Linked DNA regions of Mus musculus: region 1 is linked to region 2. Evidence: chromatin loops called from intact Hi-C (ENCODE). Cell type or tissue: left cerebral cortex. All regions are shown on one strand. Each heading gives the region's core, and the rest is flanking DNA. Links, peaks and the distances in the headings are about the cores only. Region 1 has its middle 19 kb from the start of Cyp2j5. Region 2 holds the start of Cyp2j6 (cytochrome P450, family 2, subfamily j, polypeptide 6).

What was found. A loop is a pair of places that touch in the nucleus more often than their neighbours do. Peaks named below come from ENCODE experiments on the same cell type or tissue, not always from the same donor. Only the 100,000 strongest peaks of a DNase experiment are listed, where the experiment ranks them.
Region 1: it touches region 2 in a loop (2.8-fold over the local background); 2 of 42 quality-filtered maps call a loop at or near these places.

What each region holds. Positions count from the first base shown.
Region 1 is chr4:96,674,500-96,691,038 of GRCm38, forward strand. No RefSeq gene overlaps it. Among named protein-coding and RNA genes, the nearest start is that of Cyp2j5, 19 kb to the left of the region's middle. In left cerebral cortex, for the core only: CTCF peaks have their summits at 5,968 and 9,193 (motif pointing left); DNase peaks (open chromatin) are centred at 5,931, 9,139 and 12,590.
Region 2 is chr4:96,546,138-96,562,676 of GRCm38, forward strand. Cyp2j6 (cytochrome P450, family 2, subfamily j, polypeptide 6) reads right to left here and starts at 7,514. Exons shown (of 9, transcript NM_010008.4): 1 at 7,105-7,514. The coding sequence starts at 7,314. In left cerebral cortex, for the core only: no CTCF peak of the experiment used is centred there; a DNase peak (open chromatin) is centred at 7,493; H3K4me3 peaks cover 2,114 bases; H3K27ac peaks cover 1,740 bases.

The sequences.
Region 1 (16,539 bases), core at 4,732-12,731, 130 kb after region 2:
TTTGCCTTTCTTTACACAAAGAATAAACAGGCTGAGAAAGAAATTAGGGAAACAACACCCTTCTCAATAGTCACAAATAATATAAAATATCTTGGCGTGACTCTAACCAAGGAAGTGAAAGATCTGTATGATAAGAACTTCAAGTCTCTGAAGAAAGAAATTAAAGAAGATCTCAGAAGATGGAAAGATCTCCCATGCTCATGGATTGGCAGGATCAACATTGTAAAAATGGCTATCTTGCCGAAAGCAATCTACAGATTCAATGCAATCCCCATCAAAATTCCAACTCACTTCTTCAACGAATTAGAAAGAGCAATCTGCAAATTCATCTGAAATAACAAAAAACCTAGGATAGCAAAAACTCTTCTCAAGGATAAAAGAACCTCTGGTGGAATCACCATGCCTGACCTAAAACTTTACTACAGAGCAATTGTGATAAAAACTGCATGGTAGTGGTATAATGACAGACAAGTAGACCAATGGAATAGAATTGAAGACCCAGAAATGAACCCACACACCTATGTTCACTTGATCTTCGACAAGGGAGCTAAAACCATCAAGTGGAAGAAAGGATGCAAGCTTGTACAACCACTCTGGAAATCAGTCTGGCGGTTCCTCAGAAAATTGGACATAGTACTACCAGAGGATCCCGCAATACCTCTCCTGGGCATATATCCAGAAGATGTCCCAACCGGTAAGAAGGACACATGTTCCACTATCTTCATAGCAGCCTTATTTATAATAACCAGAAGCTGGAAAGAACACAGATGCCCCTCAACAGAGGAATTGACACAGAAAATGTGGTACATTTACACAATGGAGTACTACTCAGCTATTAAAAAGAATGAATTTATGAAATTCCTTGGCAAATGGATGGACCTGGAGGGCATCATCCTGAGTGAGATAACCCAATCACAAAGGAACTCACACAATATGTACTCACTGATAAGTGGATGTTAGCCCAGAAACTTAGGATACCCAAGATATAAGATACAATTTGCTAAATGCATGAATCTCAAGAAGAAGGAAGACTAAAGTGTGGACACTTTGCCCCTTCTTAGAATTGGGAAAAAAACACCCATGGAAGGAGTTACAGAAACAAAGTTTGGAGCTGTGACGAAAGGATGGACCATCTAGAGACTGCCATATCCGGGATCCATCCCATAATCAGTTTCCAAACGCTGACACCATTGCATACACTAGCAAGATTTTGCTGAAAGTACCCAGATAGAGCTGTCTATTCTTGGGCCTAGTAAACACAGAAGTGGATGATCACAGTCAGCTATTGGATGGATCATTAGGCCCCCAATGAAGGAGCTAGAGAAAGTACCCAAGGAGCTAAAGGCATCTGCAATCTTATAGGTGGAACAACAATATGAACTAACCAGTACCCCCCTGAGCTTGTGTCTTTTGCTGCATATGAATCAGAAGATGGCCTAGTCAGCCTTCAGTGGAAAGAGAGGCCCATTGGTCGTGCAAACTTTATATGCACCAGTACAGGGGAACGCCAGGGCCAAAAAGTGGGAGTGGGTGGGGGAGCGTGTGGGGGACTTTTGGGATAGCATTGGAAATGTAAATGAAATAAATAACCAATAAAATTAAAAAAAAAAGAAAAGCATATTAGTGCCCCCCACCCCCGTTATTGTCAAAGTCAAATAAAATAACCATAGTCTCAGTCTCTACTAAGCTAGACACAATATGCTTAATTGTTGTACTCTAGACCAAGACTGAGGTAACCAGTTGCTAAAACAGTTGTAAAGTTCCTGTTTCCATCATGCAAAAAAGCTGAGAGTGGCCTTGTTGATCTGCTTTCATCAGAGATCCAGCAATCTGGGAGGCCAGAACACATCTGCCTTTGACAATTTTTCCTCCACCAGAATTTTTTTCTCCTGCCGAGAACAAAGCCAATAAATTAATTTAACCTTCATTCTTATTGTTCTAGTCAACTGGATCTTGTTCCTGACATTTGCCTTTTTTCTTAACAAGCTTTCATTTTCCCTGCTTCACTCTCTGTGTATGTATTTCCCTCTAAGCACCAAGTCCAGGGAGCTCTGTACCTCTTCTCTTCCCATTTGGAATTATAGATGTTTAAGATAAACTAGGAGTGAACATGCCTTTAGTGTATACATGTTAAGGTGCTCTGAAAGTGGTTGTTCAGATTTCTTCCTATAATACAAAGTAAAAATATCAGTTATAGGACTGGACAATTGGCTCAAAGGTTCAGAGCAGTGGCTGTTCTACTCAAGGATATAAGTTGACAATATGTGCTCACAATTACAGACCTTCAACTCCAGATATTTCTTTTCTATACAATCTGGGATTACCTTTAATGGAGTAACACTATCACACTAAACACTAATCAATAAAATGTCTCACAGATATTCCCATAGGATAATATGATGCAGGCAATTCCTCAATTTTGATTTCTTCTTCCCAGATATGTCCAGGTCCATGACAAGTTTACAGACAAAAGTTAAGTCAGCACACTAGAGGGTTGGGAGAACATATTTTAACATAATCAAGGCCATACTTGACAAATGGGAAATTTCAGCCCATTATATAGTTTCACAAGCAAAACTGCAAACAATTACAATGGGTATGCCTGTGATTTGCTCCGTAACTCCACTGTCTGGAAGGCTAGGGATCTCTATGTGGTATTCCTTTAAAAACGGAATATAAGGAGCCACAATTATGAATAGCAACAACAGAAGAAAGCCAACTCACATCTATTTTCTTAGGGCAAAGAGTTGGAGTGAGAAAAGGGAAGAGAGAATACAATGTGTGTATGTGCTTAAGGCTGCTGTGGATGTTTCCTTTATTTACATTTCAAGTGTTATCCCATTTTCCAGGTTCCTTTCATCACTTTTTACTCTTCTCTACCTCCATCCAGGTAATTAAAAACCCACCAGCTTTTAACCCCTCCAGTAATTGGCTGTAGCCAATTTTATTTAACCAATAGTTTTCAATCAAGGAACAATGATTTCACAACAAAAGTTTATAAATGTGAGAATGAATTCATAGGCCTAGACATTCAGCTATAGAACGTAGCATTATAATACATAGCAACAGACCAAACCTTAGGTTTGGCTTATCTCATACCCTGCTTACAAAACCAAACAGGGGTAATCTGGAAGTATTTAATATTTGGTAAAAAAAAAATGTACCAAAAATAAGAACGAACCAGTTTAAAAACAGTGAATTTATGAAATTCTTAGGCAAATGGATGAATCTGAAGGATATGATCCTGACTGAGATAACCCAATGACAAAGAACACACATGATATGCTCTCACTGATAAGTGGATATTAGCCCAGAAGCTTGGAATACACAAGATACAATTCACAAACCACATGAAACTCAAGAAGAAGGAAGACGAAAGTGTGGGTACTTCAATCCTTCTTAGAAGGGTGAACAAAATACCCATGGAAGGAGTTAAAATATGTGGAGCAGAGACTCAAGAAATAACCATCTGGAGATTGCCCCACCTGGGGATCCATCCCATATATAATCACCAAACCCAGGCCTGGAGCCTGATATAGCTGTCTCCTGAGAGGCTTTGCCAGTGCCTGACAAATACAGAAGTGGATACTCACAACCATCCATTGGACTGAGAACAGGGTCCCCAATGAAGGAACTAGAGAAAAGCCTCTCACATGTAAACTCTCAAGCTTGACTTGGTTTTAACTAGTTATAAAAATACCTAAAAGTCAGAGCTGACATATTTATACTTTAAACTTTGAGTCAGAATTTTACTCAGTTGCAAAGTCTTTAAGAAATAATTGTCTAACACTGACACTCTTACTGATCACTCCAGTTTACCTCATCTTTCCTCTCCTTTCAAGGCTGAAGGCACAAAATAATAAACAACCAAGGTATTTACAGAGGTTCCTGGGCCTGAAAACTTTGTTAAACACATGAAACTCAAGAAGAACGAAGACCAAAGTGTGGACACTTTGCCCCTTCTTAGAATTGGGAACAAAACACCCATGGAAGGAGTTATAGAGACAAAGTTTGGAGGTTGTCTATTGTTTTCCATTTTGCATGACTCAACTGAGTGACTCAACTGAGCAACTCAACTGAGCTCCAGAGGAAAGGTAACCGCAGGGGAGCATAGGTTGACTAGAGTGTGCCCTCTGCTAGAAGCAGCAATTTTGGCGTGCAGTTTGGCAGCAGCTAGCCAAGAGGACTAAGAGAGTGATTTTGGAGCTCTGGAGAGGCAGAGCCAGTGCTGGTGGTAGAGGCAATGGCTAGGGAAAACATGTGCTCTCAGGCTATGTGCTGGACTGAGAATGGAACGAGACTGCTGGCTCAATAACAATAAACAATAGACAACCTTAGTTTAGAATCAACAGATAACACAACCTCTGGACATGGAATCTATCATCCTAAACTCATGACTATTCTATGTTAGAAACCTTTTGGTGGTGGATTCTGCTATCATATCTAACAGTTCTGGTCTACACATTGCCTGCTATATTGCTCCTGCCTCTCACAGTCTAAAGACCAGGGCATTCATTTCTCCTGTGTTCCCTCTTCCATTTTCAAACCTGGTGCCTAGCCAGAAATAGTGTGGATTCTTTTTTTAATAATTACATGCTACAGATATCCATTGTGTGTGTGTGTGTGTGTGTCTGTGTGTGTGTGTGTGTGTGTGTGTGTGTGTGTTTTATCGATTCTATTTGGTAAATTCCACTTTTGTTTCTTAAATTGTTTCCCTTGTTTCATATAACTGTTGGGTTTTCACAGACTTCATTAAGTGATCTAATCATATCTTTTCAAAGATTCTTTACTGTATTCATAATAAGCATTTTGAGGTCTTTGTTTTGTGTGTCAGCTATATATGATTCTTTGGATTGATACCTGGTCTGGCCTTTCTTGTCATGGGTGCTCCATTCTTGTTTTTTGTCACCCTCTTTGCATCTTAGTAAAGCGTGGGAGCTGTTAGTTCCCTGGTAGAGAGAGCTTTGCAGGTTGATGGGTAGCAGAGAGTAATAGAGATGAACTAGGAGGAAAGGCTTAGTCAGGTTGAAAGAAAGAGGTGAGGTGATACTGTTTACACCAAGAGGCTAGGGCCTTAGGGTGTAAGGAGATATGTTTGGAAGAGGCACTCCTGAACGTAGGGTATCATGAGACAAAGAAAATGTTTGGAGACACTGGAATAAAAGTTTTACAGGGGACCTGTATCCATATCAAGAGTTGAAGTCTCTAGTGAATGGAATTGAAATGAGAGTGCACAATCCTTTAAACTGATGCTCCAGGACTCAGAGTTAGACAGGGGAAGTCATATGGAAGACAGGAAGGAGAGCCACAATCATATTCCCAGCATGATATGACCACTGGAAGCATCAGGTAGATAGTGTTTCTAGGTATTGGAGGCTGATAAAAGCAAATGGGGATTAGCTAGAAGGGAATGCTGATAGGGTCTACAGGAAGGAATTAATTTAAATTTGAACCAAGGAACAAGGGAGAGCAAAGTTCCCCGTGAGTATAGGTAGTAAGGAATGGTAAAGGCAAGTAGGTTGCTGCAGTGCTTGGAAGAGTGCTAAGACAGTAGTGATCGTGTTTAGGGTGAGAAGGCATAGTAAGAATTGTTTCCCTGAGTCGCAGCCCAGTGTAGCTACTGGACATCCAAGGTAGAAAATATTTCTAGGTATCAGGGTCTGACATAAAGTTTAGGTCATGTGTTTGCTCCTCTGCTAGGAGACTTAGGCAATGTCTTAGTTGTGTGATAAAATATCTGGACAAAAGCAAATTATAGAAGAACTGGCTTATTTGGCTCACAGTTTCATGGTACAGTCAATCATCTTTGGAAAGTCAAGGTAGCAGGAACTTGAAGCAACTTAATTTGGTACATCCACAGAGGGCAGTGAATTACACCATGCATGCTGGCAGCAACTGCTCTGCTCCTGTTTTCCACAGCAAAGTCTCTTTCCCAGGGAATGGCGCCACCCAGAGGATCAGATGTTCCCTCTGCAATTAACATAATCAAGATCCTCTCTTACAGACATCCCTTAGGCCAAACTAATTTATAAATCCTTCATTGAGATTCTCTTCCAAGGTCATCATAAACTGTGTGCAGTGGAGCATTAGAACAACCCATCACAGATGGCTTGATTATAAACTCATCAAGAAGTTTCACAGTGGAAAATATGTAGCCTCTCAATAAAACTGGGGAGCTGTTAACATATGAATGAAGAAAGAGACTAAAGGGTCAAAAATATGTCTATATATCTATATTTATATTTAAATTCATGCTAACACATATAGCATGTTTTATATGTAGAATGAAATATGAAAATTGTATATACACATATGTTTGTACACACAAACACATATATACACACACAAGAATACTATGAATACACACATTTATACTTATATGAACATACATATGTTGTTAAGCACACATATCCCAGCTGACAGATGATAAGAACTGTGGAAAAGGAATATAGCAGACAGATTAGAAAAACTGGAAGCAGGCTTTGGTATTTTGTATTTTACCTCTGTGTTGTTCCACATAAAGTTAGGATGTTAAAGACCATAACAAGTTAGCTCAATAAATGGATTGTTGAAGCAACTATTACTGTGACTTAGGCCCTGTGATAAGGTGTGTAGGCTATTTTTACTTGGCCATAGTTCAGTGTAAGTGGCAAGAGCATAAATAGGTTTATTATAGCTGATAAGCATGTTTTCTTCCTCTCTCACAGATGTTTATTGAGCCTTTATTAAGGGTGAGGCTGTCTTACTCCTGTTTGCTTGTCTATATAGGCAACAGGGTCCTGAACAAATGTCCTGGCTCTTTTCAAATTTATGTGTACATTGGAGAAAGCTCATAATCAACTAATAACAGACATGAAAATCAGATAACCCTGAATATATTGAGAAAAATCAGTCAAGATTCAACAAACAAGTGCTACTGCTGACCTCTAGATGTTTTGTGGCCATACAGGTCTTTCTGACCAGGAACAACAATTCACATTTGAATACTATGGATCCAGAAATGCTAACTGCAGTTAAAGGGAGGAGATAGATTCCTTGGGCTCTAGAGCTTACTGTGTCCTTGTATCTGGACTGAAGCCATACCTCTTAAAAAGCACATTAGTTGCTATTTCTCACAAAAGTAAAGTTTCTCTCTCTGTTTTCTACCTATTTATCTCACACACACACATCTATCATCTATAGCTATCACATATCTGTCTATCATCTATTACCTACCTATCATTCTATCAATCTGTCTGCCTATCATCTACTATCTATCTATCTATCTATCTATCTATCTATCTATCTATCTATTTATCTATCTATTGATCATCTGTCCAGCTGTCTGTCTATCAATCACCAACCTATCTATCACTAGTTATGGGGAATTTTCATTGGTTTTAATATTACTATTGATATTGAAATTACAGAAATGTAGTTATTTGTGTTAATAAATTTTAATGTTAGGTATCTCACTCCACTCTGATTTGTTTTAGATATTTTCTGGCAATTCTTTTGTTTGCTTTTAAGACAATCTTTCTATGTAGCACTAACTGGCCTGGAACTTGCTGTATAGACTAGACTAACTTCAAACTTGTGGCTATTCTCTTGTCTTAGCCTCTTAACTGTTGGGATTACTGGTGTGTAGCACCAGGTTAAGTTTTCTAAGCATTCTTTAATTGTGATTTTCATTATCCCCTTAGGCATCCTGTAGCCTAGCAAGTAGGAAGTTCTCAGAGTATCTTGGTGAGTTAACTATCCAGTCTGCTTCCCTCTCAGGTTTTCTTTTCAGGGGTGAGAACTCCATTCCTCTGATCCTGGGGCTGAAACGTCTGATGTGTGTTGCTTAGTTCCTAAACTTAAATGTGAATTACCAAATACAACTGAATCTAACCTCAAAATAGATTGATCTTCCAGCCTCTTCACACCATCTCCGCTGCTAAAGCCCTCAGCTCTTCCTGTGCTTATCCTGTGGACATTCATGCCTATTCTTCCTGGAGTACCTCATTATAAACAAAATCAGATTGTATCAGAGAGCTATTCAAACAGCTGTCTACCAGTTTCTCCTAAAGGTTTCACCATATCCAGAATGGCCCCTATGATTTGGGCTTTGTAATCCCCCAGACCTTTGTAATCACTACATCCTGTTAATTCTCCTGTAGTCATTCTCCCTCAGTGAGGCAGCAGGCATATGCCAGTCTCATAATTCCTTCCCCACTTGCAGCCTCAGTAGCTAGGTGGCTTTATACACATGTCCTTAGAAGCTTTGCTCAAAAACCAGCTCAACTGGGTTTCTTCAGTCACTTGCACAAACCTCACCCCTCTCCTTTCAGCAGTTTCACGCAGCCCAGATCACATCTGGATCTATTCTACTTCCCACTAGAAACTTAACTCCTCAAGGACAATTTTCAGCCTGCTGGGGTCTTGGTGATATTGCTAGTGATTAGACACAGTAAACACTCAAGAGTTGTTTTTTGCTGACTAAGTCCATAGATTTAAAAAATATATTCATACTCTGAAGTAAATACCCAAAAATCAAAAGAGTGCATCAAAGATTTTAGAAGATTAGAGTTCATAAGGTAAAAATAGAATAATCTATACTAGCAGAAGTGTTTGTTACAGTCTCATTAGCCCCAAAACTATTGCTAACTATGAAAATTTAATCTTTAAAATTATAACTATGCCGTCGGAGACCTGTGGTTTTTATCTACAGCTGGCAACCACTGGAACATTTTAAAATAAATTTTAGAAATGAATTTGGTGTAAAGAAGGTGACACAGGCAAATTGAGACCTGGGGGACAAACATTTTTCCAAGTGATCTAACCATTTAGTGGCGAAGACAGGATTTGGACACAATGCTATCTAGCTATTTTTATTTCACAACTGTGTTCCTTCTGGCCACGTTCCTCCTTAGGGATTATTTTTCATATCTGCAAAGCAATTCTTTAGAACGAATGTCAGTGGCTGCTGCTGAGCCTTGGGCAACAGCCTCAGTGTGAATTATCTGTGAAGTTGAAAACTAGAAGAACACATTGGAATTCAACCTGGAGAATATCAAGTCATAATAAAAACTCTAAAAGTATTATTATTGTTTCTAAAAGTGCATTCAGACAACACCGAACAGCACCCAAGAGCAGTGATTTGGAAAATTCACTGGAAATTTGGTTGCCAGCACATATGAGATAGGACAGCTTTGTATTATAATACCCTCTTGTGGTCATAATGTGAAACTACAAAACAAGCCATATTCCTTAGATGCTGGAAATGAGCTTTTCCTGTTTTCTTCCAAACACTATGCTTCACACATAAGTGGTGGGCAAAACTCTGCCCATACCAGTGTATTTATTGAAAAACAAGTGATTTGAAGTGACTTCAGGAAAAGGCAAGGACTCGTTAGCTAACACAGCATTCCCAGCTCTTTGTGATCTGAGTCGAATGCTTCCTTCCTTCCTTCCTTCCTTCCTTCCTTCCTTCCTTCCTTCCTTCCTCCCTCCCTCCCTTCCTGCCTTCCTTCCTGACTTCCAACTAAAGCCATCTGTTTCCTGCTCACCGAAGTTCTAATTATATGGACTTGTGGTGTCAACACATTATGCCACCACATCGATTGCAGCCTATCTCTATCTGGGAAGCTCAGGTAAAACATTTGTAGACACTGACAGTCCACTATGTGAGAGTCAGACAGTGTTTGGTTTGGCTTTTGTATCTCCCAAAGCCTAGGATCTCAAGAAACGGAGTACACTTTGTGATTTAAAATATTCTTTTTGGAGGAGAGTGGTGGTGATTGAATGTAAGGCCTTGTGCATGCTAAGCAAGCACTCATCCATTTTTACCACTGAGGTACATCCCCAGCCCATGTAAATGTACATATGTATATTTATAACATGTACATGCATATAGATAGATAGATAGATAGATAGATAGATAGATAGATAGATAGACAGATATAGTCTCATTCAAGGTTTCATCTAATGCTGAAATTTCCATGTAGCCAAAACTGATATTGAATTCTCAAAACTTGAACTTCCACCTCCCAGGTGTTGGGATTATCTCCAAGTACTAGCACCCATAGCCTAAAATGTTATTACTTTCAATTTAAACTAAGAACTTTATGCTATTAAAAACAACTTGCTCCAGCTCCTGTTTACAACTTGAGGCACTTAAGTAGCCCATTGATGGATTTCCAATTAAGTTTTTACTTCTTCAATCAGCTACCCAGTAGGAGTTAGAATGGGATTTCCAAACAAATTCACTAGGCTTGGGATGTCTGTCTCCTGCTAGAGTTACTTCAGATGGCTGAATTCTATGCACCTATAACACAGGTTTATTTAGATGACAATAGTACATATTCATAAGCCATGTATGGTACAGACTGCACAAACAATACTTACATATCTTATGCAGAATCTAAAGTAGACCTTATATTGTCATATTTTCAATGAGAGGAGAGTTATTTTTGCACTTTTGAGATTTTTAGGTCAACATTCTTCTACTTTTAGCTTGTTTGGGTGCCTCATTTCAATGATTGCTGTATTATTATTATTACTATTATTATGCTTAGTGTATATTGTGTACGTGTTTAGGTGTGTGGGTGACTTTGTGGAAGTTATGTTATCACTTTCCACCTAATATTTTGAAATAGGAACTGCCACTGATCTATTTGCCTGACTAGCTCCCAGTAAGGCCCAGGAACTCGCCTGTCTCCATCCTTCCAATGCTGGGTTTACAGGTGCATACCACTACATCTGGCTTTTATGTGGGTGCTGGAGATCCAAACTCGTGTCCTTGTGTTTATGTAGTGTGCACTTTACCAACAGAGCCACATCCCCAGTCCTGCAATACTATTATTATCAAATTCTTTCAATGTCCCAGGGAGAGTCTAGTATACCATTGGTGCAAATAAATCTCCCTTGGAAACTATTGATTTAAAGAAACAAAATTCTCCAGGCTTCAGAGGTTCAGATGTTTCTACTCTGCCTCTGAATATTGTGTTCCTGTTTTTGACAGACTTGGTCTCAGGACTCTGAGATGAATTGTGAATCCATGGAGGAACACTCACTTTCCCATCTCTGTGCCCTTGCACATGCATGAGTTAACCTTGAACACCTTTCCCTGAGATGTACTCATGAATGAGTCCCCAACTATATGTATATATTTTTTTATATTTTATTCTCTCCCCCACTCCTACATGCTTGCATCTCAGCATGCGTGGGAAAGGTATAGGACAAGTTTTGAAAGTTCTTTCTTTCCACCATGGAATCAATCAAACTCAGATCTTTAGGCTTGCAATAGGAGCTCTGTTACCCTCAGAGTCATCTCAGTGGGCTAATGCCAGTGTATTTCTGGCAAAACCACATGACCCACTCTGTGGACAAGAACAAATACAGAGTGGGAAAGATCCAGAGTCCCAGCCTGCTCTTACTAGTCATCATAGCACCAACCCCTGGGCATCTCCAGATCCTCAGTCTTTTTTATTTTCCATAATACTTAAATTTTTGTTTATTTATTCATCTATTTATTCACTTGACATCCCAATTGCAGCTCCCACTTTCCTCCCAGTCTCCCCTCACACAGCTGCTTCCACATTCTTCCCTCTCCTTCTCCTTTGAGAAGGGGGAGGTTCCACCTTGATGCACCAAGTCACTGCAGGACTAGGCACATCTGCTACCACTGTGGCCAAGTAAGACAGCCCAGTTAGGGAAATAGGATCCACAAGCAGGTAACAGTGAGGAACCTACCATGCTCAAATTGTTGGGGGACCCACATAAAGACCTAGCAGCACACATGCTACATATGTGTTGGGATGGGGGTTAGTTCTAGCCCATGCTTGCTCTTTGGTTGATGATTCAATCTCTTGGAGCTCCCAAGAGTCCAGGATAGTTGATGCTGTTGGTCTTCCTGTGGAGTTCCTTTCTTCTTCATGTCTGTCAATCTTCCAGCTCTTCCAAAAGACTCCCCATGGGGCCCCCATCTGTTTGGCTGTGGCTCTCTTCATCTGTTTAGGTCAGCTGCTGGAGGGAACCTCTCAAAAGATAGTTATGCTAGACTCCTGTCTGCAAGCATAATGGAGTATCATTAATAATGTCAGGAATTTGTTCCTGCCCATGGGATGGTTTCCAGTTGGGGCACTCATTGGTTAGCTGTTCCTTCATTCTCTATCTTTGTAACTCAGATCCAAAAGGACATGTATGATATGTACTCACTTATAAGTGGATGTTAGCCATAAAGAACAGGATAACTATTCAACATTCCATAGATCCAAATAGCAAGGAGGGCTCCAGGGAGTATGCTTGAATCTCACTTAGAAGGGGAAATAAAATAGAGGGAAGAAAATGAGGTGGGGGGTCAGGTGCAGAGAGAGAGAGCTTGGGAGGGAGGGCTGGGGGAATAAATGAAAACTGGCTGTAGGGTTTAGGAAGCATTTTTTGGATGTGCCAGAGACATGGGGAGGCTCCAAATAATTTATGACTCTAACTGAAACTCTTAGTAATGGATGAGCCTAGAGTGGCCACCTACTATATCCAGGCAGGATTCCCAGTGAAGGGATAAAGACATCAACCCACCCACAAAGCATTTCCACCAAATTGTTCTGCCTAAAAGTAGTGGGGGCACAAAGACTGAACAGATTCTTAGTGTTGACTCTGTCCATATTTTGCAACTTACATTCATTAATTTAGAATGGTAGCTTAGCTTTCCTAGAAACACTATGGATTCTGTCTCCTCCTACAATTTCCCCATACTGCCACCCAAATCATGAATCTGACTACTCCATTATGCTCACAGTAGAAAGAGAAGTTAAGTCTGTTTTTTTCTCACCACTGTGCGGGGCAAGGCACAGGAATTGCTGTGCTGCTTTAACTAAGCAATACCACTCTCTAGGATCACTGTGGGACTCTTGACGGATTGACTGACACAGAAATATAATGAACTTCCATGAGGCTGTCTTTGTGCCTGTGAGGATCACAAAGGCAGGTTTTCTCAGTAGGGCTTCCACTGAGCCAATCAACTGAGCAATCCCAAGGGAAGTCTGCTTAACATTGCCATAATGAACTCTGAGTCACAGGGGCCAACTGGTTGCTAATTCTCTATGCATATGGTACTCTTTCTTGTTAAACTTCCCTAGAGCTCCTCGGCTTATTTAACTTTCTTTAATAACCAGCAGATGGCTTCTGTCTGGGCAGTCATCAAGTGGTGCTTAGTGGTGGCAGATTCAAGAGGAGGCATGGGACTTGTTAGGGGTGGGGATCCAGATGCTGACTTGCAGAATGCCAGGTGAAGTTATCAGGCATTGTCTAATTGGTGTTGAAGGCAGTGAGGACCACTGAGAGTAGATGATGCCTTCCTGGAAGAGGGAGACTAGTGCTCAGCAACTTATGCAAATTAGCAAAGGCAAAGGTTGCGGGACTCAGGTATTGCTGTAAAATAGAAGCTGGTTACTTTCTGAGCCTTCAGCATTACTTATGATGTCCTAGGCATATGAGGGTTTTGTTAATGTAGAACAAATATAAACTGGGAATCGTCATTTATTCATCTATTTAAATACTCAAAAGATTTGGTATTACCTTGCAGTGCATCAGTTTATATCCAGGGTACACAGCACTCGGGATCTAACAGCGAATAATAAATGCTCTCCTCTATTTTAAGAAAATAATGCTTGAAGGCTGGTGAGATGGCTCAGTGGGTAAGAGCACCCGACTGCTCTTCCGAAGGTCCGGAGTTCAAATCCCAGCAACCACATGGTGGCCCACAACCATCCATAACAAAATCTGACTCCCTCTTCTGGAGTGTCTGAAGACAGTGACAGTGTACTTATATATAATAAATAAATAAAATCTTTTTAAAAAAGAAAATAATGCTTAATCATGGATTTTTATTGCATTTTAAATTTTATATTTTTATCTTTGATTGACAAATCATAACTGAATGGAGTTATAGGGAAAGGGATGATTTTTTTGATATATGCAGATAATGTGGCATATATACAAGTTAGTGTATCCATGAAGTATAATCAGCAGATAAGTAGCTCATTTAGCTTTAGTGGTAGACACTTAATGACAGCCATGAGTAAAGTAGATGTGGAACACCAGGAAGACAGTGAAACTCCAGTTTATGTAGCTAACAGATGAGGAGAAAAAACATGAGCAAGTGGGGGTTAATCTCAACACTACCCTTGGGTCTGCCCATGTACTTTATGTATAAAGACTGCAAGACATGACAGACAAAAGGGGATCCTGTCAGAGCGTGGGTGAATGCTCACATGAATGCTCAGTGAGCCCCTCTCCAAAGGAGATTCATTGTCTAGTGTTGAGTTTGGGAAGCACCAAAGCATGTGTCCAACAGATATTTCTTGACCTTGTGCTAGATGCTGCTCTATAGACTAGATCTCAAATTATAAAGAGCAAAAGAACAGGCTGTTCTAGTGCTGGAGGAAAAAACAATTGAGAAGACTGAAAATTGCATGCATGATGTCCTCTCAAGCAGTGATCAGAAAGAAAAGAGAGTACAGTAAAGGGATAAAGACAGGTGTGTGTGTGTGTGTGTGTGTGTGTGTGTGTGTGTAGACTTATGTATGCCGAGGCAGGCGTTAGGTCATGTGAAGATCTTAGAGAAAGCACTGTAGGTAGAGAGATTAAAGTTGATTGTATATGAAAACACTTTCGTAGTGACAGGTTAAAATTAGAGGAATCAGTTTTATCATATATTTGCTAATAAATACACATATATATCTTGTATTATTCATATGCACATACTATAGTGGGTGTATTGTGTATGTCCAGTATGCATATATACTAGTGTATACATGTATAGACATACTTGTACATATAGTATATGTAAATTCAAACATAGACATAAAGATAACAAAAGACATAGAATGCAGTGCTACATGCCAAATAATAGACTCAAGGGAGCAGCAGCCTGAAAAGCCATACTTTTATATGGTTATCATTGTAATGGTTAATTTGGGAAAGAATCATCAAAGGTCCAGGTTAGAGTTGCCAACAAGTACCAAATTTAAGGGGGCATTTAAAGGAAGAGTAGGATATTTTTAATTCCTCAAGAATCTCTCTTTACTGAATTATTACAGAGGACAGAAAACAACAACCACACAGTTGGATATTAGCAACACTTTACAGAGAGATAAACAATAAAAATAACTACTGAGCCACATCTCAGCCTCTCACTTTGCCTAGGTAATTGCATAACAATACCTATGCTGTAGACTGGGCCAGAGCTTGAAAATTTAATCATGTTTTAGGAAATAACTGATTATTTCAATGTGAATAATGTCTGAATAAATGAAGCAGAGAGAGGGTTGTCCACATTGTTTAACCTTTTTAATGCTTTGAAAGTAAAATAAAAATAAAAAGTAAATACTGGGAACATATTCCAGCGCTCATGGTTTCCCTCTAGAACTTAATGACAAAGCCCTATGGCCAAAGACACCACATACGTGCATTGTAGAACTTGAAGAAATCAGGCTGGTACTGATCTGGAAGCTTCATTCATATTGGATAGCTTTCATAATGCTAGAAGGTGTTATGTGATATACTGGAGGAGAAAAATAATCATAAGTCACACTCAGCTGTGAACCCAGCAATCTACGAATCTATGAAGAGATACTTGGTCTCCCTTACGGCCTACTTCAGGGACTATTTGACTAAAACTGTAAAACTGCACCTGCCCATAGTATTCATTCAGCTGGATGCATCCAGGGTCCATAGCAACTGCAGGAGAACATAAATGGTTGTTTTTAACGTAAATTACTGTTTGGGGATATATAAGTGTCTCCTGAAAGGCAAAAAGATGGAGGTGTCAACAGAGAGGTGAGGAGCTGCTAAGGCTTGCAGAAGGGGAATGAGAGCAAAAAGAAATGTAGTTTACACAACAGAACACAATTCTTAATTTGTCATCAACAGCCATCATAACCCTAGCCTCTTGCTTGAATAGTGATTATTCCATTTTCTTGTTTTACCTGGAACCAGATTCTCTCAGGGTACACCACATGGTCCACGGTAATTTCATATAGTTATGTTAGCTGGTCCTTATTTCCTTTTACACACTGTGAATCACAGAATCAAAAAGCAGCTAGCCTAGGGCTCTTTGTACTCTAGATCTCTTCGTTTTACAGTGTCAAAGTTGTGATGCACAGTCCTCCCTAACCCACTGTCAAGCCAGTGAGGTGCTTGTCATCCTTGTTCATTGACATCCCATTTCCGTTCTTTATTCTCACTTCTACCCCTTCGTTTTTCTTAATGTTGAAACATTATAAGTTCCCCCACACAACACTTAAGTTCTTTGGTCTCCTATGCTTCAGCCACCCCCCTCTTCACTTTGGCATGCTTTCCCATACAAACACTTCCATGTCAGCTACTGACAATGATGGTGATTTCTACCCATGCTGCTCACCTGGTAATAAGAGATGTCCTGTTAAGACTTCATATCCCCTATCCCTAAGAGTCATAATTAGGTGACCATTATCATCTCTACCTCAGTGGTGGAAAAACTTGCTGTGGTGGTCTCCCTTTCCTCTCTGACACTATTGACACAAGAGATCACAAAGA
Region 2 (16,539 bases), core at 2,860-10,859:
TCCCTGAGAAGTGAATGGACTCTGTGTTCACAGGCTCAGGGATAAAAGTGCATGGCAAAATCTAGGACAAGAACCCACCAGTCCCAGAGAGCCACACCCACTGAGTGGGTGCTCAGTATGCTTTGTGTTTTATTTCATTTTTTATAACTGTTTTACTATAGTCAGAATTTTCTTCATCTTACTAAATAGGAAAAGGAGTTGTAAATGAAGCAATACAGTCAAGAAAGAGGTTTTTGCCTGGTGGAGTTACTCTACCAAGTGTTACATAATATTTATGGGAAAAATGGCTTTTGGGTGTTCATAAGACTTGGAGTTTACTGTCAGTTAAAAAGTGGGTACCAGGCATGAGTGTGTGGGTGAGGGAGTTTGGAGGAAGGAGAAGAGGTAGCTGCAGACAATGAGAACATCCACAAGGATGCAGGACATAACAGGTTTGTGCAAAGCTGGAAGCATGTATAATCAGTTTTAAAGATCCTTCCACTTGTGCATTTATAAGTCAGCCCTGTGTTGACCCTCCCCTACTTTAGATCATCCTGGGTGTTATCAGTAGTACCAAACTGAATTCAATTATTCTAGGTATTTGTGGTCCTCTGTCCTTCCTCTGCTTATCTTCATTTACTTACATCTTATCACATCAATCACTAAGCCTTGGACCTTTGTAAACCATGTCAAAGAAAATGTAATGATTTTGTCTCACTATTGGATCTTACAACATATTAAAGATAATGACTTAGACTCAGTGCTTCTGTTGTTCTTTATTCCGAGTCCTTGACAACTTCATTAAGTCTTAGAACTATTTGGTTCATAAGGCAGAGCCAGCAAGTGTGTATCTTTTCTTTTGAAAGATACCAGACTTAGGTACGTACAATGAAAAGGAATTGACTTTGCCTTGATAAATGTGATGAGAGCTTTTATGGCACATAAGAATTTATTGACTAATTTTCAATATCAACAAAGAAGTTATCTGGCTTAAGTGTATCCTAACTAAAAATGTGAACCACATGGATTCTGTACTTCTACCAATGGTATTCAGCATCTGAGACCAAGTATTGGGTGAGTATCTTTTTTCCATCTTTACCAGCTCTCTGCCCATGTATGTGTCTATTTCAACCAAAGTTCATCAGTAAGTTTTAAGTAAGTTTTATCTTATAATGTACCAAGTGAAAATGGGTAAGTCCTGACCTTTACAATGCTCAAATTTGTCATGCCTGTCAGTCAATTCATCTATGTGTACTTAATTACCCAGAAGACTTTTGGGCATACATCATAAGGCAGCCACAGCCAGTTTTACTGCACATTCAGTACATCATGTGAAGATTAAAACAAGCTATTTTTTAAGGTGCTTCTAAAGGGTAAAATAAGAGGTAAACATTGAAAATAATAATAGGAACACAAACAACAACGAATTGAAATAAGAGACATAAAATTTAACAAAAGAAATAAGATATATCAAGCTTAATACTAGAAGTAAGTCTCCACATGGATTATGGAAGAACAAAGTGAGGCTGAACTAAAATAGAAGCTAAGGATTAGTGAGAAAATGAGCCATGAATACAAATGACTCACCTCTATTGAAGTCCTTACTGAACAACAGAAAAGGAACACCCAAGAAGCAAAAAGAAAAACAGCCACAATTCCTTCTTCCCTTAGTGGAGGATGAGAAGGTCTGCTAGTATGAATTCTTAGAGCTCTGTGTAATAAGCTGTGGGCATGTGTTTGTGTGTGTGCATGTGTGTGTGCAGACGCAGACGCGCACACATTTGTGTGTGTGTGTGTGTGTGTGTGTGTGTGTTTGTGTGTGTGCATCTGTGTATCTGTGTGTGTGCCATAGGTCAACCTCAGGTTTCATATTCAAGAGCTGCCCACTTTGTTATTTGATTATTTCGTGAGCACTGAGTAGGCAAGGCTGGCTAGCTGGTGAGTTCAGGAGTTTGGCTGTCTTCTCCTTGACCCTGAATTTATAAAGACAAGCTACTATACCTCACTCTTATAGATTCTGGGGACTAAACACATAATCTCGGTCCTACATGGTGAACACTTTGCCAGTGGAATGCCTGCCCTTTCTTGTGATCTTTAAGGTTATTGTACTTTTTAAAGTCACTTGTTTGCATCTTTTAAATATTTTTTAATGAGTATGTGATACTCATTTTTCCATTGATATGGAGAAACTGCCTACTAATTCAGAAAACTTTAATAAACAGTGGAACTACAACTTTATTTTCATTATGATCAAGTGTAGAAATGCAGATGAACAAGTATATGAAATTATTTCTGAGTGGGTAAGTGTTTTAAGTGTGTGGCAGTGAATACGTTCATGGTCTGGTGACTATCTCATTTGCAAAATTGTGTTTTTAAGTGTTTATTTCAATATGCACATGCCGTACTTTGTTTTCTGTTGCTGTGATAAAACACTGACTAAAATCAGTTTGTGAAGAAAAGGTTTAGTCTTATAAGAGATATTCCATCCTCAAGTGAAGGAATGACATCATCTCAGTGGCTGGTGCCTCCTATAGTAAATAGCAAGCAAGAGCATGTGCCCGCACACCCATCTGATGGAGATAATTCCTGAACAAACGAGGTTTTCTTTCTCCCATGTAATGCATACATTTTGTCAAATTGACAAAAACTAAGCAATGAAGGATTTATTACTTTTATGTTGAAAATCATTTTTATTCAATAAATAAACATGAAATAAATCTATGGAAATATTAGTAACAGTGATTATTAGACTTTATAGACCACAGTGTCCTTGAAATTTTCAGACTATATATCTGATCTTAAGTATAACACCATGCACATGCATTCATTTATGCACAATTGTGTAAATTCCTTTGAGGTCATTAATTCCTCTTCAGAGTAACAGTCTCATTGATCATCTTCTGAGATAGGCTGATGGTGTAGAAAAATATTCAACACACAGCCTAAGATGACATCTACTATAATCCTGCTAGAAATTGAAAGGGAGATGAAGACATTTCCTTTCTTAGAGGAAATGGTGTTTTAGCCAAGTTGTAAATGGTGAGGATGTAAATAAAACATTTACAGTATAAAGGTCCAAATACTCATATTGTGGCTCAGGCAGTAGAGATACATAGACTGGAGACTGAATATGTGTAGGGATATAGAAGAAAAGCCTTATTAGAGCATACTAGCTAAAAGTCAGGACCAGGTGATAAGGAATCCCAATCCTTTCACTTCAACTAGTTCACAGTCCTACTCAGCATGCAAGTCAAAGGAGGTCAATGAATTATTAAATGAAGTAAAGCTAGAAATTGCTTGGGAGGACCAGGAGCAGGGGCACTCTCCTTGATGAAATATCTGCTAAGATCAATCCCACGAAAAGTAATGTTCCTGGGGATTCCTTAGGTCAAAAACTTTAACCACCAAAAGTCACAAGTGAACACCCTTCATTTCCATCAAGAAGTGTGAATGGGTCTGTGACACAGAGGTGGCACAATAGTACTCAAGACATTGGACTAAGAGACATCTGACCTCTTTCTATCTCAATTATGCTTCTTGCTATGTGTTTGATTTAGGAGAAAATATGAAAACACACCCATAAATGGATAAAAACATAACTGGACTGGGAAGACTCCCCCCCCCCTTTATTACATCACAAGCCATTGTTGGGACACCAGACACATCAGTTAAGTTCTCTAGTCACATTTAATTCTGTAGCAAAACAAGCAAGTAAACTCAGATAAGATCAGATAAAAGCATGATTTTGTACTCTTGCAAATCATGGCAGCATCTGACAGAGGTGAAACTCAAACCAAAGTTTATTTTCTTTAAACAAAAGCCAAAAGAAGTATAGCCAACAAGATAAAGTCCTCTTATCATTTTGCCTTTGTGTCCTATAGTGGAACACCAAAAGGTGAGACTTTAACCCTATAAGAGGTTGTCATTGCAGCATTCCTGGATACAACATTGCTAGTCTTACCTATGTGGGGTAGCTTAATTGTGATTTTCACAGTTGAAGTTCTATAAGGAAAATCCCCAGTGGAGTCTGGGACAGAACTCTGATTTCCATTCTGTTCTTACATTAATACTAATATCGCTTCCTCATGAAATAAATATGGGCAAATCTCTGACCTCTATTCCCCTTCAGTGAAGTATGCCTGCTTTATTAGGATAGTATCATGTGGTCTGTGACTCTCTTTCTTTACACAAAGCTACATTGATTAGACTGTGATGTACCCCAGGGAAAGTAGGAAACACAAATGGGGTTGATCAAATTCATAATACAGAGGCTTGTCAGCTAAATTTACAAGTGAACAACCCTTCACAAAAGTGAGTATTCATATCCTCAGCAGACTACCTCTGTGAATAAAATATTTATCCAGTGTACAGCAAAAATGTGACACACTGCACAAAATGTTCACAATCCAGTCTAAAACAACTTGCCTTACCAAAAACCAAGACAATCTCAGCTTTATAGATATAGCACAGATATTTATCTTATAGGAGAGTGAAATATTTCAAAGTGCTATTATCCACATGGTAGGAATTTTTAAGAGAGAAATGAAAGTCACATAGACAAATCACCTTAGGCATGTGAATACGAATCCACAGAGACAGAAGCAGCAAACACAGGGCTTATATGGGTTTGTACCAGGTCCTCTGCATATATACTACAGCTTTTAAATACTTTTATGGTGCTCCTAAGTGTGAGAATAAGTGGGCCTCTGATTCTTGGGCTTACTCTCAGGACTTTTTTCCTCCTACTGGGTTGCTGTGTCAAACTTTGATGTAAGTTCTGCTTTATCTTACTATATTTTATCTGTCATGTTTGTTTATCTCTTAGAGGGCTGTTTTTTTGTTTTGTTTTGTTTTGTTTTGTTGTTTTGTTTTGTTTTTTCCAAATGAGATACAGAGAAAGTGGATCTGGAGGCAAGTGGAGTGGGGGAAGAGCTAGAAAGATTGAAGTGGGTGAAACCTTTGATAAGGATATATTGTATGAGACAAAGTATTTTCAATAAAAAAATTAAAGATACAGAGAGGAAGCAAAGGGAACTGTGAGCACAAGAAGCTCCTGGGTTCTAAGTGCAGATCTGTGCAGGAGAGATCAGCAGTGAAGTGATGTGAGAACAAACACTGGCAGGGCAGAGGTGAGAAGCAGGTGAACCCTTCGTAGCACAGAAAACATAGCTATGGAAAACAGCAAGAGCCAGCAGCAGAGATATTACAGCTGTGCCTGGGTCCAGCTGTCTGCCAAAGGCAGGAAAGAGAAAGGGTAGATGAGAACATTACTGAACAATTATAGAAACTTCCTAGTATAACAAACCACAAATGTGCCATGAAGAACCCAACAGTGCAAAGCCTCAAGTGAAGCAAAACCACCAATATGAGCAGGAAAGCTACAATCCCAGAGAAATCTATCGAAAGCAGAGAGAAATTAGCTTAGTACTTCTGGAGAAACTAGAAAGGTGAGAATGAAGTGGGGGGGGGGGACATTAGAAACATAAGTGCAACAGAGAGTCATCTAGCGTTATACACTCGGGAGAAAGACAGTGTGGTCAGAAGAAAGACAGAGCTACTGGAGGATGAGTAAGGGCCAGAGACAACAGGCTTTTATGCCTTTGAGTTCCAGCTGCACAGGACACTGAAGAGCAAGTTAGAGTCTAATGTGGTTCTCAGTGTGTGTGAAGACAACATCTGAGACAGCAGTAGCATAGAGGGGAGACAGAGATCTTCTATGCTTGTGGTCACTTTGTTTCCTGTGGAAAATGGTGATAGCAAAATCTCATCAGCTTCCCCTGCCTATTGCATAGCACAGAGCTGTGGCTGGAAGAATGATAAAAGAGATTTAAGAAAGACTGAAGGAGCTGAGGAGGTTTGGAACCTCATGCGGGGAGCAATAGCATCAACCAGCTAATTGTCCTGAAGCTCCCAGGAACTGGACCACCAAGCAAAAAATACACATGGAGCTACCCATGGCTCCTGCTGCATAGGTGGCAGAAGATGGCCTTGTTGGATATCAATGGGAGGATCGACCCTTGGTCTTGAGGGTGTTCAATGCCCCATTGTAGGGGAATGCCAAGGCTGGAATGCAGGAGTGAGTAGGTGGTTGGGGGAGCACCTTCATAGAGGCAGGGGGAGGGGGATAAGATAGGAGGTTTCTGGAGAGTAAACCTGGAAAGGGGGTAACATTTGAAATGTAAATAAAGAAAATATCCAATAAAAGAGAAAGAAAAAGAAAGACTGAATGGGTATAAAAATGCAACTACTCAGAAAGTGTCCAAAAAACACACAGGGAAGGAAAAAGAGAAAAATAAATAGGTTAAAGTAAATATGAAAAAAATATGGGTGTATGCCTTTAAATAGTAACAATCAGAAAGAGTCAGACATCACTAGTAGTGGGAAGTGACAGGGATAATCAAACATGGCTGGAGTATTAACTATCTAAGCAGAGAAAATAACTATAGATAAAGAGAAATATTATGTGGGAAGATGGTCATATACCGAAAGGACACTATTTCAGTCTTTCATGCACACTATGTGCACATAACAGTCTTTCCAATTCAAGCAGGAGAGCTTCCAGAATGGAGTGGAAAAACATGCAGACTTCCTGTGGAGCTGGAGACACCTTTCCCAGGGGTTGAAAAAGTTAGTAGGTGAACATTCAGCAAGGACTTACAGGACAAACAAAGATCAATAAGAAAACTGATTACTTGTAGAAAACTCCAATCAAGAGAAAAACACATTTTGTTTTCTTTACAAGCGCTTTAACAAACTAAGATGAGGTACCACTTCTGTACCCATTTCTGAAATTGAAAGGGATTATTTATCTAGATTTATTATCATTCCGTTAATATGCCATGGTTTAAAGACTTAAAATCACATACAGGGAGTTCTCTGACCCTAACAGAATAACAATGAGAGCAAAGCCCTTCATACAAGAGTAAATAAAAATCTCCAACTATTTGAAAATCGAACAGCTTATATCTTAAAGGAGGACTCACACAGGTTCTGAGTTCTGGATATCAGGTTGTGATCACCAGTCTTTGAACCTGGTCTTCTGTTCTAGTCTCAGTAAGTCCCCTGTTCCTGTAGCTCAGGATTAAGTCAGGACAGACAAAGCAAGACACCCGCACCCCTTCCTACCGGCTGGATTGAGAGGTGGGGCTGCCCAAAGTCCAACTGGAATATGTTGCCCACGAAAGGCAGACCCCAAGGCCCTGGGGGATAGTTCTTGGGGCGCCGGTTTTTGAAGTAATCAGCCAGAAGCAGGAAGGTGACTGCAGCCACCAACAGAGTCCTGGGATGGAGCGCTGCCCAGATCGTGGCTAACAAGGAGCCGGTAGCAGCGAGCATGGCTAGGACTGCAGCTGGTTCGTCTGAGGAATGAAGGTCTGAGCTGCGGCAAGTCCCAGGTGCTAACAACAAGGGCACCCTTCTAAAACCGGTCCCCTCAGTCCCTCCCTATCCCTTTCTGTCCACTCCCCTTTGCTCCTCTGGTTTCCTCCCTGGAGCTGGGCTCTCGCAGGAAGTGACAAAGCTTCTGAGAGTAGTTTCCAATCTGCTGGAACCGGAGAACAGGAGAACCCCTGATCACGTGCACAGAGCTCTTCTCTCCGCCCCTTAGAGCTTTTACCCATTCCTTCCCAAACTTCCCTCCCATGCCCTGCCATGCTTTGCTCTGCCCTGCAGATGCCCAGACTGCTTCTATAGTGGCTAGGTCCTTGGCACTGAGTTCCCACAAGAACATGTAGAAAATACAGTTTTAAAAGGCACCAGTAGATAGTAAAAAGTGAAACCAGGAAATCTCAAGGGGTCCCCACCCTAGAAAAATTATTACAGGCAACTAAAGGCTACTGAAAGGGAGATTTAGTCTTCCCCAGACAGGAGCCTTCTGTTTTTCAATACTAAGTGTCCAGCCCTGAACCCATATACATTTATATTCATGTGATATATATGTATATATAATCAATTAAAGAGGCCATCAATTTGAGAGGAAGTAAGTGGGGAGACAAGGGCAGGATTGGAGGGAAGAAAGGGAAGAGGGTGAAAGGGTGTAATTATATTGTAATAAAAATTTAAAATAATAATTGAGCAGGGAGTGGTGGCACACACCTTTAATCCCAGCACTCTGTAGGCAGAGGGATGCAAATCTCTGTTAGTTCAAGGCCAACCTGGTTTACATAATGAGTTTCAGGACAGGTAGAACTACTTAGTGAGACACTGTCACAAAAAACTCCAGCAGCAGCAGCAGCAGCAGCAGCAGCAGCAGCAGCAGCAGCAGCAGCAGCAACAACAACAACACTAATAGTAATACTAAAAGGCAGTCTAAGATAGATTGTTTTTCAGTCAATAAGTCTTTCCCTCTGAGGAGACAATTGTGGTGGTAAGGTTTGTGATTTGCATGAACCCCAGAAAGCATCACGGACATCTGGGAGCCTGTTCTATAAGCAAACTTTCCCAGTGACTGCAATGTACCTGAGAAACCAAGCTAATCCTAGTAACAGAGTGGCAGGCAACATCGTCACCTCCTTGCAACAGATCACTTTGTTTTAACAGAGCTGTGCTTCGTGCGCCCAGGAATGTTTAATGAACACTTGTTGGAAAAACACTTTTGTCCTGATCATTGTTATTACTATTTTTATTATTGTGGTTCTGGGGACTTAACTTAGAGACCTATAACAGGGCTATTTATTGTAAAAGTAACTGTTTGTTTGTTTGTTTGTTTGTTTGTTTGTTTTTTCAAGACAGGGTTTCTCTGTGTACCCTGGCTGTCCTGGAACTCACTCTGTTGACCAGGCTGGCCTCGAACTTAGAAATCTGCCTGCCTCTGCCTCCCAAGTGCTGGGATTAAAGGCATGTGCCACCACAGCCTGGCATAAAAGTAACTTGTTTGCCAGATTTAATTGTCATCTTGCAGGCTTACTGCTGAACAAATTCACACTTTCTACCTCATTCTTTTTGTTGTAATGTTTTCTTTTATTTTTGCTTGGGAAATTCCTCCTATATTTATAAACAAACAGGCATGTAAAATCACAGTAAATGACAGAATTCATTCATTTTATCTAACTCAGAAAAAATATATCTTCTCAGAAAATTGGTTTGCAATGCATTTTGCATCAAGTACCACACTGTCTTCATACAGCTAAATTTTGTTGAAAGGAATAGAGAAGCTGGAAGCTTAAGTGGTGAGGCACTTTGTAAGTATGATACATAAATTTGGGTGTTTACAAACACATTTTTAAATAAGGAAATATTCAACATCTTTTTTCAAGCATATGCTTATTGCTATTTATGTGGCAATAAGTGTCTTCAAGTATGTACAGAACCTAACTTTTGGCAACATAATATTCTTAAATAATTTTTCATATAATTTTTAAGTCAGGAATGTCCGTGAGACTAGTGCTAAGCCTCACATACCAGTTACTGGGTTTAATCACCTGAGTGTTGTATGTCACCCTTATGGGGAGAAATGAAGAAATACCTCTTCTCTCCAAAAAGTATACCAAACGTCTTAGTATGTTACTACATTTGTTGGAAATGTAACTGCACTAAAATCTCTTGTAAGGAATATAAATTGCTTATCAAATATACGACCATCAATAATAAGGTATATTGGGCTTCCCAGAATGTTACTCTAGACTCCTCACTGCTTCTAAACTCTGCCTGGCTGTTTCACCTCAGCTGTTCTGGCCCAAGCTCCTTTCTAAATGACTGACTGAAAATGGCTCTGGCTGAATTTCTCTGATTGGCCTCATACTAACTATGGCAATGTTTTAATGTTACTGCTGCTTGCCCCCTCCCCACATTCTCCCATTCTCCCATTCTCCCATTCTTCCATTCTCCTATTCTCCCATTCTCTCATTTTCCCATTCTCCCATTCTTCCATTCTCCCATTCTTCCATTCTTCCATTCTGTCTCTCCCTCACCCTCCCCCCCTCTATGTGTGTGTGTGTGTGTGTGTGTGTGTGTGTGTGTGTGTGTGTGTGTATGTGTGAATACGTGTGCACGCATTGCTCTCTTAGGCTCTAAAGTGGCCTCTCTTTCCTGGCTGTTCTTATAAGAATTGGGTGTAACCTTTCTCCGACTCATTCTGTCAAATCTTTCTCTGACTCATTACTTGTCTGACCCTCAATTAGGAGTTATTTTCAAACTTGACTGCTTCCTCCTACAAACTAACTTTACCTTCATTGTTTGTATTCTAGCCAGAATAAAGATGTGTCATTCCAGCCAGATCACACACCCTAGAAGTTCTTTGGATGGAATCCCTTGCCAGAGTAACTGTGTGTTTAGATTAAATTTCCCTACAATGTATGAATGTATGTATGTATGTATGTATGTATGTATGTATGTATGTATCTATCTATCTATCTATCTATCTATCTATCTATCAATTTAATTTATTTATGTATTTATGTGCTCAATGTAAGTATAACTTTTCTTCCCCTGATGTAATTGTTGTCTCATCAGCTTACTGCCTCAGTCTGCTAACCTAGACCTAGTCCTGGAAGCTTCTAGTCTCTACACAATCTAATCTAGGCATAGAATCTTTTCTGTGTTCTTGTTTCTTGCTGGCTGAACAACTCAGTTGTTCTGGCTCAAAACTTCTTTCCATGCTGGCATATTCAATCTGGCTTCTCTCAGCTTCTCCTAAATTGCTCTGCTTGTCCTCATAGTACGTCTAGCAATCTGTTTTAGTCTTCTATTTACTTATTCTCTACCTCCTTCTGTCTTCACCTGTGTCTAGCGTGTTCTCTCTTCAACCTGTCTGTATAAAACTCCCCCTCCTCTGCCTCCTCTCCTCTGCACTGCTTTCTCTTAAGTAGCTTCCCTTTTCTCTCTCTTATGAGAGTTGGGCACATCTTATTCTTTCAAATCTTTATCTGATTCATCCTTTTGTCTACCACTCAATTAGGCATCACTTTCAAGCATGGATGTTTCCTTCTACAAACTAACTTTACCTCCATTGTTTGAGATTAAAGGTATGTACTAAGGACATGTCTGTATCCCAACCAGGGATTAAAGGTGTGTGCTATGGGCTGAGCCATAACACAACTAGAAACAAGTTTATTTTTTCAATAAATAACACAATCTCTGGGTTCACAGTGTGATCAGATACCCTGGAAAAGCTCATGGTTAAAATATGGAGTATCTCTGGGGATCAGTGGACTACTTGTGGAGTTCTTTTTCTCCTTTGAACATGTGAGAGCCAGGAACCAAACAACTGCCAGTTGAGTTTTAAAGTGATATAACAGATTCAAACACTCAAAGGACCTCAGTCTAAAAAATGTATACACATGATATCCCAAATTGCTAATATTTATGAAAACATCTTAGAATCACAGTACAGAAGACCATTCCTGGCTATATACATAAGATGAATGTCCATCAGCCATTGGTCAGAAAGAGACCAATGAACATGAAACCACAAAACAAAGGAATAGCGTGTTCAAAGCAGCATGCAAGGAGGGAAATCTACTAATGCAATTTTTTCTTCAGAAACTAAGATTCATTCTATTACTAAAAAGAAGAAGCAAGTTATATCTAAGACAGGCCAATATTTCTTTAAGGGCTTGATTTTTTTAAAATATAAGATAAATAAGCTGAGGATACAGCTCAATGTTTATGAAAACCAAGCAACAACTTCAGCCAGAGAGAAATCATAATTTTAAAAGATACTTCTGAGAGAATTGTTCAGGTTTATTTTAAAAACTCATCCTTCAATAAATTGAAAATCTAGAAGAAATGAATAAATTCCTAAACTTTTATATACAATTGAATAGGAATGTATAAAGTATGAACAGAGCAATAAGAATTACCGAGATTTAGATAATGAAATATTTCCTAGTAAAGGAAAAAACAGAACTGGATGGAGTCCCTCACATCCAACAATCCTCAAGCCATTCCACGAAATAGAATAAAGGCCAAGGCTCTCATTCTCAATGTTTCTGGGCAAATATTATCCTTATATCAAAATCAGGCAAGGACGAAACAATAAACATAAATAGAGAAATATGACAAATACTCTGATGAACATAGGCATTAAACAACACAATGCTTACAAAACAAAGTCAACAGCACATTAAAAAAAATCATTCACCATGATCAAGTTGACTTCACTCCAGGCATACAATAATGATTCAAAATTTGCAGATAAGTAAGTCCAATATAGTACATAAACAGGATCAAGGGTCATACCTAAAAATAAAAAAAAAAAAAAAAAAGCTGTGTGCAGCAAACCAAGAGGCCAATATCATGCAGAGTAGGAAAAACATTTTGTCTAAAATCAATAACAAGGCAAAGATATCTACTTTTACCATACATAGTGATTATTGTATTTGAACATTTCTCCAAAGCAATAATAAGATCAATAAATGAAATTCAATACATAGAGTTAGAAGTAGACTAATTATCTTTATAGACCATATGATCTTATACTCAAAGACGCTACAGTTTATACCAAAATCTTTTTGACTAAAGGCAAACTAAGCAAAGTAGCCTATAAAAGTTAGCATATAATAACCAGTTGCTTTTTGATACAATTATTAAAGAATTAGAAAGATACAATTAGAAAGAAATTATAAAAACAATTTTTGACAAGATAGCATCAAAAGCAATAAAATTCTTAGGAATAAACTTCATTGCTTTGCAAAACAAAGAAAAAGAAATTAAGAAAAACTCCAGAAAATGCATAGTCCCAATTGTCATGGTTTCATAGATTAATATTGTGAAAATCGCCATATTCCACAAACTAATTTACAGATTTAATGCAATTGCCATTCAAATACCAATGATACTCACAAGGAAATAGGTTATCATGATATATACTTTCAAATTATGCTATAGAAGCCTAGTAACAAAATCACAATGATACTGACATAGCACATACACGTAGAACAGTGGAATTAAATAGAGGGGCCAGAAGTAAACTCTCACAACTATATATGTATGAGATTTTCAACTAAGACACCAAAAATACATGCTAGAAAATGATAGCATATTTTGAAATGCTCCTGTGAATACTAGTTATTTAAATGTAGAAGATTAAAACTAGGTACCTATCTTTCATTCTGTACTAAAAGCAGAACAAGATATGTAATAGACCTTAATGTAAGACATTAGGTTTTAATACCACTATAGGAAAGCAATGGTAAGACCCTTCAAGAACCAGGAATCAGCAGTGACCTTCTGAGCTCTTACAGGTAGGGATGTAATTGACACATGAGATTTCAAGAAACTGAAAAGTTTCTGAATAGCAATAGTGATAGGAGAGTGAAGGGACTGCATGCAGAACACGAGGAAATTGTTGGCAGTTATTCATTCAAATGCAGACAACCAGCCAAATAGACAAGACTCAAGCACATGTGTAATCTAACTAACAAATGGACCAATGAACTGAACAGCTAAGCTATTAAAGAAGTAAAAATAGTTACTAAATATGTGAAAAAGTTTAACATATTTAGACACTGGGCAAATGAAAATCAAACCTCTGTTGAGATCTCATTTTATTCAGTCAGGCTGTTTGCCATCTCTAACACACACACACTAAAAACAAAACAAAACAAAAACAAACACAAAAACAAAACAAAAACAACAACAATCTATGTTCACAAGGAAGGGATTTTTAAGTTTTAGGGTCAGAGATTAGGCTCTGGCACCCCTAAGAAGCCAGTTTAGTTATCTCTCTTCAGTAGGTCAATTAAACAGATAAGTAATAGCAAAAATCAAAAACAAAACAAAACAAAACAAAAAGATGAGATTTATTTAAGAACACTGAAATCTAATAACCCACTAATATCCTTTTGGGGATTCTTATCATGAGGTTTAGTTTGAAGCAGAAGCAAAGACATAGGCATAACTAAGTAGGCCTGATGAAGGCATAGCCATACCTGTCACAATGGTGATCATTGTCTCAGCTCCAGTCTTTTCAGTAAGGTTTTGTGACAAGTTGTCAGAACTGTGAAATATCTTTCTGAATGACAAATTGTTCTTTTGTCTGGCATAAGGATTCAGAATTCTTCTTCAATCAGAAAGAGATTCCAGGCGAAACTCCAATTCCTTTATAAACCATTGTTCTAATAATTTAATAATCAATGGGGGGGGTGGTGAGGGTAGAGGTTAATGCATGTGCCTCTTTAAAATATGTTAATTTCTGCCAACATCTTTATAGAGCTTTTTAACACTTTTGGAGAAATATAAATTAGTCCATCAGTTATAGATGTCATATTAGAAGATACTTGAAAAATGAAAAACAAAACTTTTATACAATAAAGCTACAACATTCCTGAGTGTTCTCCCAAAGGGATGAAAGTTGAAATGCAATTAGAATGGCTATAAAATAGCATGAAATAAATGCTTATTGCATCACCGTTTATCATAGCTGCTGTGCTTTTTCTCCCAAGAAATGGACCATAGATAGGAAACTGACAATAGACCAAAGTTCATTTTGTGAGCATTTTTAATTCCACCAAAGTCCAAATTGGCCAACCATAAAGTTTTCTGGTCTTACTTATCTTATATGGCATGATTATGTGGTTATCTACAAGTATATGAAGGATAAGAAAACAGCTGGATGAATGCAAAGTTATAGCCTGTCATGGACAATGGCAGCTGTCTGCTCAGCTAGATAGACCAGGATAAAGTACATTATCAATGCATTTCACTCCTGAAGCCTTCCACATCTCTCCCCAGGGCCCAGCCCTTGCTCCCTCCCTCTCCCATCTCTCTCTGTCTCTGTCTTTCTGTCCCTGTCTCTCTGTCTCTTTTTGTCTGTCACTGACTCTCTCTTTCTCGCTCTCGCTCTCTCGCTTTCTCACTTTTTCTTTGTCTTCTGCTCTCTTTGACATGAGTGGTCCAGTTAAGACCTAGAACTCTGGGGCTGGAGAGATTGTTCTTCAAATAAGAGAACTGGCTGCTTTTGCAGAGGGCTTAGATTCAGTTCCAGAATCCATGCTGCACCTCACAACTGTCTATAAGTACAGTCTCAGGGGGTACAATGCCCTCTTCTAGCCTCTGAGGACCCTGCATGTAAGAAAACTGAGGCAGAGAATCAAACTGGTTCTCTGGATCTCAGCAAACTGAGACCATACTATTGAAATAGTGAGGGTCCTCAACCTTTCCATAAGGTGTGTGTGTGTGTGTGTGTGTGTGTGTGTGTGTGTGTGTGTGATAGCCCTGCACATGGGAAATCTACTTGCTTTTTGTAAAAAGGTTATGCTTTGTTGTACCAAGGTCAGGTCTTTCTTGTCTGATCAGTTGGGTGCAATGTACCTGGTGAAGCTCTTTAGCTGTTGCACTGCTAACTTTTGTAGGGTAAGAGCCATTTGGGGACAGAGGGACTTACAAATAGTCTTTGGGTATGTGGGGAAGTTCAAGGGGGAAAGAGGATAAAAATGTATGAGAATAAAGAGGAGGAAAGGAGTGATCAGGGGAAGGGCCAGAGTAGGAGGTAACTAAAAGTTCATTCATAGAAGGTGGCTTGTCGTTCAATTATGTGTCTAATTCCCTCATCTTTGGGCCCCATCTCAAATGAGTTAGAATTCATTGATGTGGAAATAGAATCTTTCTAGGAGGAGGACAAAGATCCCATTCTTGGCAGTTACAAGTTCTAGTAATAAGATCTAAGTAAAGAACTTAGGCAGCCAAAGAAATGAGTTGGTTCTAAAAAGATGTTAAGCTGGCCTGAAATTTCTCTAAAGGTTTTTAAGAATTGATCAAGTATAGGGGTTAATTGATGTAGAAAAGCCTTCAGTCTGGTTGTTTTAATTCTAAGTCCTGAAAACAATGTCTGGAGTGGCAGAAAGAGGCAGGAGTAGGACAGAGTCAGATCCTCACTTCAGAGGTCATACAAACTTCTTTTAGGGGTTCAGTATACAGATGTTTGTTTGAACTGGAAAAAGAAACAACGTAAAAAGGGCAGCAGTTATAGTGCCTCAGAGGAGGGTCCATCTAAAGGGGCACCATAAATTTTTAAAAAGGTAAAGATCCAGAACAATAGCCAGGAGGTAACTACTGTACAACTTTGTCAAGAGCATAAACAGAAAATGTTTTGAGTTGTAAGGTTAAATACAGTTTTACAACTGGCTAAACCATGTACCAGAGTTGTGTAGAAGCTTACAGTAAGTGTATTTATAAGTTTGTTACATGAGACAGCTGCATAAGGAACAAGCAGGTGAAAGCTTTGTAAGAGAAGGCAATTTAATTCAGTGTTTAGTTGGCAATTTAAAAGTGAAATAAAATCTTATTGCACCATTTTAAACGATAGTCTAGCAAACTTTTTAAAGACACCATGTGGATAATCCGAATAAATACGAGAAACTATACATATGATAACACAATGTTGAGAAGTCTCCTTTAATCCTGGAACATGGATGGTTAAGGTATAGACCATGGAATTAACTTTTTCTTTATTTTAATGATGGGGGCTTCTTATTTATATATTTATTTATTTACTCACTTTACATTCCAGTCCCCCTCCCTTGTCTCCTCTCAGTAACATGCTTATTAATCTTTACTCCTTTATGTACCACCCCCAAATCTCTGTTTTTTGACACATTTAAGATGTGTATGTAGACTAACTTC